Regions from separate parts of the Mus musculus genome. Here region 2 is linked to region 1. A link is a loop called in an ENCODE intact Hi-C map of the cell type or tissue named here. Cell type or tissue: gastrocnemius. All regions are shown on one strand.

Region 1 (4,000 bases):
CAGGAATACAAGCCCTGACTAAGACAGCCCCTAACAAGACCTGTGTCTAGCATCTGTTTCCAGATTATTCCCCAACAAATCTGCACCTCCAGGTTACAAGCCTGCCCTTGACACTTCACTTCCTAACAACCACCATTCAGAAGGAAAGCAGAAGTTAGCTTTATGGTTTGGCTCCCGGCACCAGCCAATTATGTTAAAGGCTGTAATGGCCTCCCAATCACATATGTACCAGGCTAGATACCCCCTTCTTGCCTCTCTAAATGCTTGCCTGAAGCTGGGCTTGCCCCCATCCCCCTGCCCCCTGCCTTCCCATTCTCCTGTGTCAGAGACAGTGGTGTGGTCCAAGCTCCAGCTTGAATAAAGACACCAATGTGATTGCATCGGAATCAGCTCCTTGGTGGTCTTTTGGGCATTCACAAATGTTTCCTGGCAGAACAAAATCAAGAGGTGGTTTTAAAGTTTTTTTTTCTTTGAGACAAGTTCTTATGTACCCCAGGTTTTCTCCAAACTCATACGTAGCCATGGATAGCCTTAAATTCCTGATTTTCTGTCTCCATCTTCTAAGTTACACCTGGTTCATGTGGTGCTGGAAATCAAACCCAGGGCCTTGAACATATTAGGGAAGTCTTCTTTCTTCTCAGGACCATGGGTCAAGCCCTTCACCCCTGTGCTACAGCCCTGTCCCTTCTTCATTTTTTCAGACTGAGTTTGCAATATTGCCCATACTGACCTTAGATTCCTAGGCTCGAGGAATATTCTTGCCTCAGCCCAAGCCTGGCTCATTTCACAAATTCTTATACTTCTAAACTCAAATAAGCAATGATAAAATAATCTTTCCTCTAACTGAAGATGTGCCCTTTTTCTTGACCATTTATTTAATCAGAGTCTTTTTGACAAAATTTTGGTAATAAATAATTCAGACATACTTAAGTTGGTTATGTTGTCAATCAGTAAAATGTTCTAAAAACACAAAGTCAATTATGATTTGTGCAATGATTTTATAGTCTGAATATTTAAAATCACATAGCCACTGACATTTACTCAAGACCATCATCAGAGAATGTGTGTGCGTATGTATGTATATGTATATATATATATATATATATATATATATATATACACACACACACACACACACACACACACATACATATACATATATGTGTACAGGTAAAGTAAAAGCAATAAGGCATTCATTTAAAAGTCCAGAACACAATAGGTTTTAGGATTTAAATAAAAAAGAAATCTAACTTTTAATTTTCTGATCATTTCAATGTGTAAATCTCATCTTTCGAAGAACAGCGTTTCATCGTTTGGCTGAGCCTTGCCATTTGGTTTCACAAAGGCTTCTGAATGGCGCCTGTCCCAAGCCTGCCCTTACACGCACATACACGTTACTTGATTGTTTAGCTTCTAGAGCCAAGAGTCAGCTTCTACCTCGTGCCTCGGGGGTATCAGGTTTCAACTTACACTGTCTGAATTTTGTACACATACTGCTGTGCCTTATTAGCACAGACGCTTTCCACCGAGTTTTTTCTCCCCACGAGTGAGTCTCAGATGCAGTCTCCAGCTGTTGTTGAACGTTATCGAAACACTAGGCACAGATGTCAATGTGCATACAGCTGTATTTCTGGTTCACAAAAGTAGCATCTCTACCCAATACCAGGAAATCAGTTAAATGGAGGTGGGTTTTTTTGTCTTCATCTTTTTTGATGACTTCAATTTATGGCATTTATCCTGGGCCTATGTTTTGTGTTGCATTTGTAAAGGCACACATACATTCTGAGCCTAGCATTTTTAGGCACTTCTCCAGCTTCGAGTTTGCAAGACTTTGTGCTAATGGGGAGACAGACAGAGTTACAGCTCCGAGCATTCCCTGCCCCTGATCCAGAACATGTGTTATCATCTCACACACTGTAAATTGATTCCAAATCCCTGCCAACAGGGCATAGGCTGCATTCCAAACAGCCAACACTCTGGGACAGTGAATTGTAAAATAGAAATAGAACGTGCCTTCCCTTTAATCTTGGGTAAACCTGAGTATGTTCATCCTACATTCCCATTTCTTACGGTTTTTCCCCCAGCAAATACAAAACAGCTCCTAAAATCTGCGTACCATAAACCATAAAGGACTAGCTTAAAAACCCGTCCTTTGTTAATGTCTAATTATTACTGCCTGTTCCGAGCTCTTGGTGAAGGTTGGTTATCAGGAAACAGGGCAGGATGGAGGGACCATTTAAAATAGTAAAGAGACTCTCACTCAACTGATGAGAGACATAAACAGTCTGACCCTGATCTCCTGGGAGTAGAAGTCTAGAATTTCAAATGCTGTATAAACAGTTGCAAAATCTCTGTAATTACCCCGTCCTAGCACAGATGGCAGATTAGAAAAGTCATGAGTTCTCAGTTCTGTGCTGGTCCAGGTTTTCAACCTGAGTTTACTGTTAATTTATCCCTGGCCTAAAGCAAGTCTGCACTTCAACAAACATGGGAAAACTTGACTTCCGTTTTGCAACCACTGAGAACTGTAAGTGGAAAAAGAAAAAGGGTCATTAGTCCTGGAGATAAAAGGGATGGTGACCAAGTCTCTCCTGAAGTCCCCAGCCTCACAAGTGTCTGAGCAACCTGACCTGGCTACTATGGTTACCATTCTGCATCCCAACAAAACAGTTTTACCTGACAAGGTCTACACTGTTTGTTTGTTAAAAATTAATTAACATTTTAAATATTAAAAAAGAATACATATTTATGGTCTACAACATGTTGCAGACATTATGGAATGGCTACATTGATCTAATTAACATCGTCCCACTCGTGTTTCTTTTGGTTAGTAGATTTTAAAACCTACCATTGGCCTTTCTTAAGAATATATTTGATGTACTTGATCCAACACTTCCTCATTAGATCTTACAAAACAGACACATATGCACACGTGGAACCAGGGTGGTAATTAATAATTCTCAATGCTAATGCCAGAGGGTGAACTGCCAAAGCTTTATAGAAATGGGTTCTATATATTTTCAAATTAAATCTCATTCCATCTGTGAGCCAGCCAGAGAGATGGTGGCTTGGTCTTGTTTGCCCCAACTTTATTAGCTAGTGCCAGCTAATAAGTAAATATAACCTGGCTAGCTGCACATTCGCCCCACACGCATTTTGAAGGTGATCTTGGGTAAGAGATCATTGATCTTCAGGAGGTGTGACGACCAGGACTAACTCACAGTCCACCAAAAGAGTGACTTCAGACAGATCCCAAGCCTCGAGGCACTTAGCCACAAAATGGGAAAGTTACGATTTTAATGTACATTTCTAGGCAGATTGCTTTGACTTTGCTAATTTCAATCCTTTAGAGAATAAAAAAAATGTTTAGCAGAAAATGAAAAAATATGCATATTATATATATATGGTCATAAACATACAGTTTTCAAAATGTATCATGTCAAAGTCAGGGTGGCAATACATAAGGTTATAAAATAGAACAAACAATAAATTCTGTTTAATAGATGTTTTCATATCCTAAAGAGTCAAATTTGTATAAGCCTTAAGTGACAAAACATGAGTTTATCTAATGAAAATCCCACTAGAGAAATGTCCTCTTCCATTCAGACCACAGCAGACACTGTGTTCAACATTTGCCATGAAAGTCACTGACAAGAAGCAGGTCTATTTCTGGACCTGTGTGAGTCCCAAGCCAGGATGTTGAATTCTCTGTAAGGCAGGAAGGAAGTCTGATGTAGCAGTGAGGAGCATTGACCAGCCTTCCATGGGAAGTAGAGGTTATCGTCCCAGTAGGAGAAGGTGGCTGAGGCAGTAGAAGTGGTAAGTAGGAACAGGCACAATTTTCAGCGTCAAGACAAAGGCAGGCTTCAATAAAAAGACGGCATGTGAGCAAATATTACCCCACAGCTCTCTGGGACAAGAACAGTCTTGGCAGAGCACAGCTGAGACCTTGAAACAGGAGGGTGCTGCGTGAGGCCAGTGTGGCTGGAGCTGTGTAAGG
Region 2 (4,000 bases), 96 kb before region 1:
CGTTAGCCACCTGGAAAGTAGCCACAGCCTTTCTTCCCTCCTGACTACTGCAAACAGCTCCTCGCTCACATCCTGCATCCTTTATCAGCATCACGAAGCCCCGAGCCTCTCCAAACTGACATCTGTCACTCCAACAGCAGCTGCCAATCACGGCAAATAACTGCCCAGTTCCCTCACTGCAGATTGGAGCCGTGTGCCTTACTTTCTACACTCCGCTTCACCCACGTGTCCACCTGTCTGTACCTAACAGTCTGTTTCTATTTAAGTACAGAGGATGATGTACAGATGGGCAGATTTTTTTTTTATTAAATATATTGACATGGTACTAAAAACCAGGGACAGTGTTTATCTGCATAAACCAAACCAATCATAGACCAAACTTAGGGCTTCTCTGTTAACATTTCCTTGCTCTCGTTAGTTTGTGAACGTTTTAACATGGAGCAACATGGCAATCAAAATCATTAAAAGCTTAAGGAAGTTCAAGGTGACTGAAAAACTTGCCATTTTTCCCCATCAAGTATCCAGCACTACCAAAACCATGAAAAAAATGGATGGGAAAGTACACACAAAGCAACCAACAAGCAACCAAATGGAAACACGGCCAGAAAGGGGCTCTGAGCAGAAAGTCAGACTCATCAGCACTCACCCTGCAATGGACAGGCGGCACATGGAAATGTCTAGCAGCTGTAAACACTGAGTTCACCACAACCTCGCTCTCCCTGCTGGGGTTGTAGGCATAGAGAAGCTTCGCCGCAGGATGTCCCAGGAACCTGGTTGGGGAAGAGGAAAGACAAGGTACTTGTGACTATCAGTATCCCTCACGAATGTACGTAATTACACTCCATTATTTATGCTATGGACTGAACTCAGGTTGCCATGCACACCACTGAGCTGCATCTCTAGCCTATACATGTTTTAACCCCAGAGAGCTATCAGTGTTCATTATAAAGTTAAAAGAAGAACAGGGTGGACGGTACCATCCTCAGGGCCAAAGTCTCCATCATCAATAGTTCAGCTGTGTCTGGTTGCAAGCGATCACAGCTGGGTGTGTTGACAGCTGGCATTCCCTTCCAGAGGAGGGGCTGGAGTATATAGGCTGTGGAGACCTGAGAGGAGGAAGTCTGCAGAGCCAGGGAGAGCTCGTGCTGGCTAAAGACTTCTCAGTGCAGCTGTCATGTCTTTCCAGTAACCTGTCATCCACAGTAAGTAACCCAATAAACTCAAAGCCCCACTGGGTGAAACCACACTCTGGCTGGTCACTAGGACTGGGTGAAAGCACACTCTGGCTGGTCACTAGGACTGGGTGAAAGCACACTCTGGCTGGTCACTAGGGCCTTAGTGGGATGGGGAGATAGTGGAGATAGTGGGATAGCTGCTGCTTAGCTCCCCTCTGAAGAGAGACAGTTCTCAGAACAGAACTGGCAGATCTTGTTGGAAATAAAACATAACAGGTTTAAAAGCAAACAAAAGAAGTTTTATTTTTCTAAGAATAATGACAACCTATACTAGCGCCCCATTTGTTTCTGTGTTGTAAGAATTCAGCGTATCTACATTATTAAGTGCTTTCACATATTTTTGTTTATAAAGCCAAATATACTCTGCATGTACTAACGTATCTAGGGTTTCTCTTTCAAATCAAGAGACATTTAGTTAAGAAACTCTATTCACCACTCAAAGCTTCTCAGAGCCCACCAAGGAAACACACAAGCAAGGCCCGCCTTCTAAGCTCAAGAAATACATGCATGAAAGATGATCAGTGAAATTAAACGGGGCTGACGCATCCAAGGAGTACTAGGAGGAATCTTTCCCTTTGTCACATGACCGATCAATGTATGGAGATGGCAACTACAGGCAAAGAAACAATATGAAGAAACCATACCCTGGAGTTGCGAGCCTTGGAACAAGCTGGCCATTGGTCAGCAAGGAAATCCACATCCCTGCCTATTTTAATTTACTCTCAAAGCTGGGCAAGCACACTTTCATACTGCACTTTTTGGTAAATACATTGTAATAGTTCAAGAGAGAGAAAGAGGGAAGGACAGGGAATTCTCATGGCGCTCAGTACAGTGGGAGAGCATTCAGGAGGCTGCTGCTGCAGAACCACAGGCTCTCTCGGCCTGAGGTACAGAGGGAAATCCTGTCTCAAAAGCAAAACAAAAACCTGCAGAGGCAAAAGGCTTTACACAGCATTTGAAACCCTCTCACCAATCTCCCACTAATGATCTAACGGAGAGGCTGTCACATCGAAGCTTTGGCTGGCAGCCTAGCAAGAGGGCTGTGGAGAGCAAGAGAGGCCTCCAGCCTAGCCGGTCTGCAGTGGTCATTTCCTTCCAGCACCTATGTATGTCTCTCACTGACCTCACCTGCTCCACCAGGCTGCAGTAGAGCCTGCAACTCATTCACTGCACTCATTCTTCTAGATCCCCAAATCTACAGTTCTGGTTAGTGTGGCCCCAAATAAACCTACATTCCAATTTAAGCAAAATCCTCATGTGTTATGTTTGTATTTCTTTTGTCTGTTCCAATTTTTCTAATAATAAAGATGTGCCATTTATTCTAGTAGAACCGTGAGACTGGGGACAGGACTCCCTATACAGTGGCGAGTCTAGGGCCAGCCTGGGCTACTCTGCCTCACACAGGGAAAAGCTCACTTGTCTAAGAACAATATGCATGTTGTTTATCTCATATGGAGCACTGTGAACCTGCTACTCAATGTGTGACATGCTGTCCCAGCTCTCACAGGGACTTTTCTAAGCACTTATCTTAATGAAAGATTTTAATATATCTGGTGAGTATTTTAAATTATAAATATTTTAGAACCTCCACTTATAACTAAAACACATTTGTGTGATTAAAACCTTGATCCTTTTGATGTCTAAACTGTACTTTTCTCATGTATGGATATGGGTATGCACTGAGTGTAGGCCACACATGTATGTACTGGGGGAGGACACACACAGAGTTCAGATGAGGGGATCAGATCTCTTGGAGCTGAAATTAGGTGGTTGTGAGATGGCCCAGTGTGTGCTAGAACTGAACTCAGGCCCCCAGAATAGCAGCAAACCCTCTTAAATCCTGAATTACCACTCTAGCCCCCAAATTTAATTAAATAATTAACTTAAAATTAATTAAATAATTCAATTAAAATGAAATCATTTCCTGCCAGGCATGGTAGAGCACGCCTTTGATCCCAGCACTTGAGAAGCAGCGGTCAGGTGGATCCCTGAGTTCGAGGCCAGCCTGGTCTACAGAGGGAGTTTCAGGACAGCCAGGGCTACACAGAGAAACCAAAACCAAACCAAACCAAAACCAACCAACCACCACCACCACCAACAACAACAAATTCTACTATAAACATAAGGGTTACCTAATAAACCCAGCCAGAGAACTGGGCTCATGTCCTCCTTTCTTGTTATCAATGAATACAGATTTCATAGCCTTAACTAAAAGGTGCCAACAAATCAACTGAGCTACTTAAACTTGCCCCCTAAGACTTTACATACTAGTCACACGTGTTCTGGTTTCCAAGACCTTGGAGAAATGCTCTAAGGAGAGATGATAGCACCCTCCCTCCTCAGCAGGGCGTCTGCCTACAGCCACCGGAATCCCAGCAGACACAGAAGCCTCCTTGCCACTGGCTATTTTTATTCTACTTTTCAATATTCTATTTTTACATGTGTTAAAAGGGTATGAATTTCCTTCAGTAGTGACAACTGGAAGATAATCTATGAATTTAATATGACAAGAGAATGATGAAAATGTATGAATGATTAGCACTTCCAGCCTTGGAGCTGGCCCTTTGGAGAAGCTCTCAGGGAACAGAAGAAAGAGACAAGGTGGAGAGTCAGCCATCTGCCTGCAGTCTGCCTGAGGCTGATCCCAGAAGGAGGGCGAAAGCTGAACCAGCAGGGAGGGAACTGGGAGCTTGGTGGCTGCTGTGCTGTCCTAGTAACCATACAGGAGCCAGTGGGTGGGAAGAAGGGAAGCACTGGTCACTTCT

What was found. A loop is a pair of places that touch in the nucleus more often than their neighbours do. Peaks named below come from ENCODE experiments on the same cell type or tissue, not always from the same donor. Only the 100,000 strongest peaks of a DNase experiment are listed, where the experiment ranks them.
Region 2: it touches region 1 in a loop (2.3-fold over the local background); 1 of 42 quality-filtered maps calls a loop at or near these places.

The regions. Positions count from the first base shown.
Region 1 is chr3:84,057,986-84,061,985 of GRCm38, forward strand. Gm30458 (a long non-coding RNA gene) reads left to right here and starts at 3,679. Exons shown (of 2, transcript XR_375756.3): 1 at 3,679-3,819. In gastrocnemius, no CTCF peak of the experiment used is centred here; a DNase peak (open chromatin) is centred at 1,914; H3K4me3 peaks cover 746 bases; H3K27ac peaks cover 2,244 bases.
Region 2 is chr3:83,961,652-83,965,651 of GRCm38, forward strand. Tmem131l (transmembrane 131 like) reads right to left here. Exons shown (of 35, transcript NM_172681.4): 5 at 647-770. Among named protein-coding and RNA genes, the nearest start is that of Tmem131l, 77 kb to the right of the region's middle. In gastrocnemius, no CTCF peak of the experiment used is centred here; DNase peaks (open chromatin) are centred at 2,258 and 3,895; H3K4me3 peaks cover 137 bases; H3K27ac peaks cover 1,376 bases.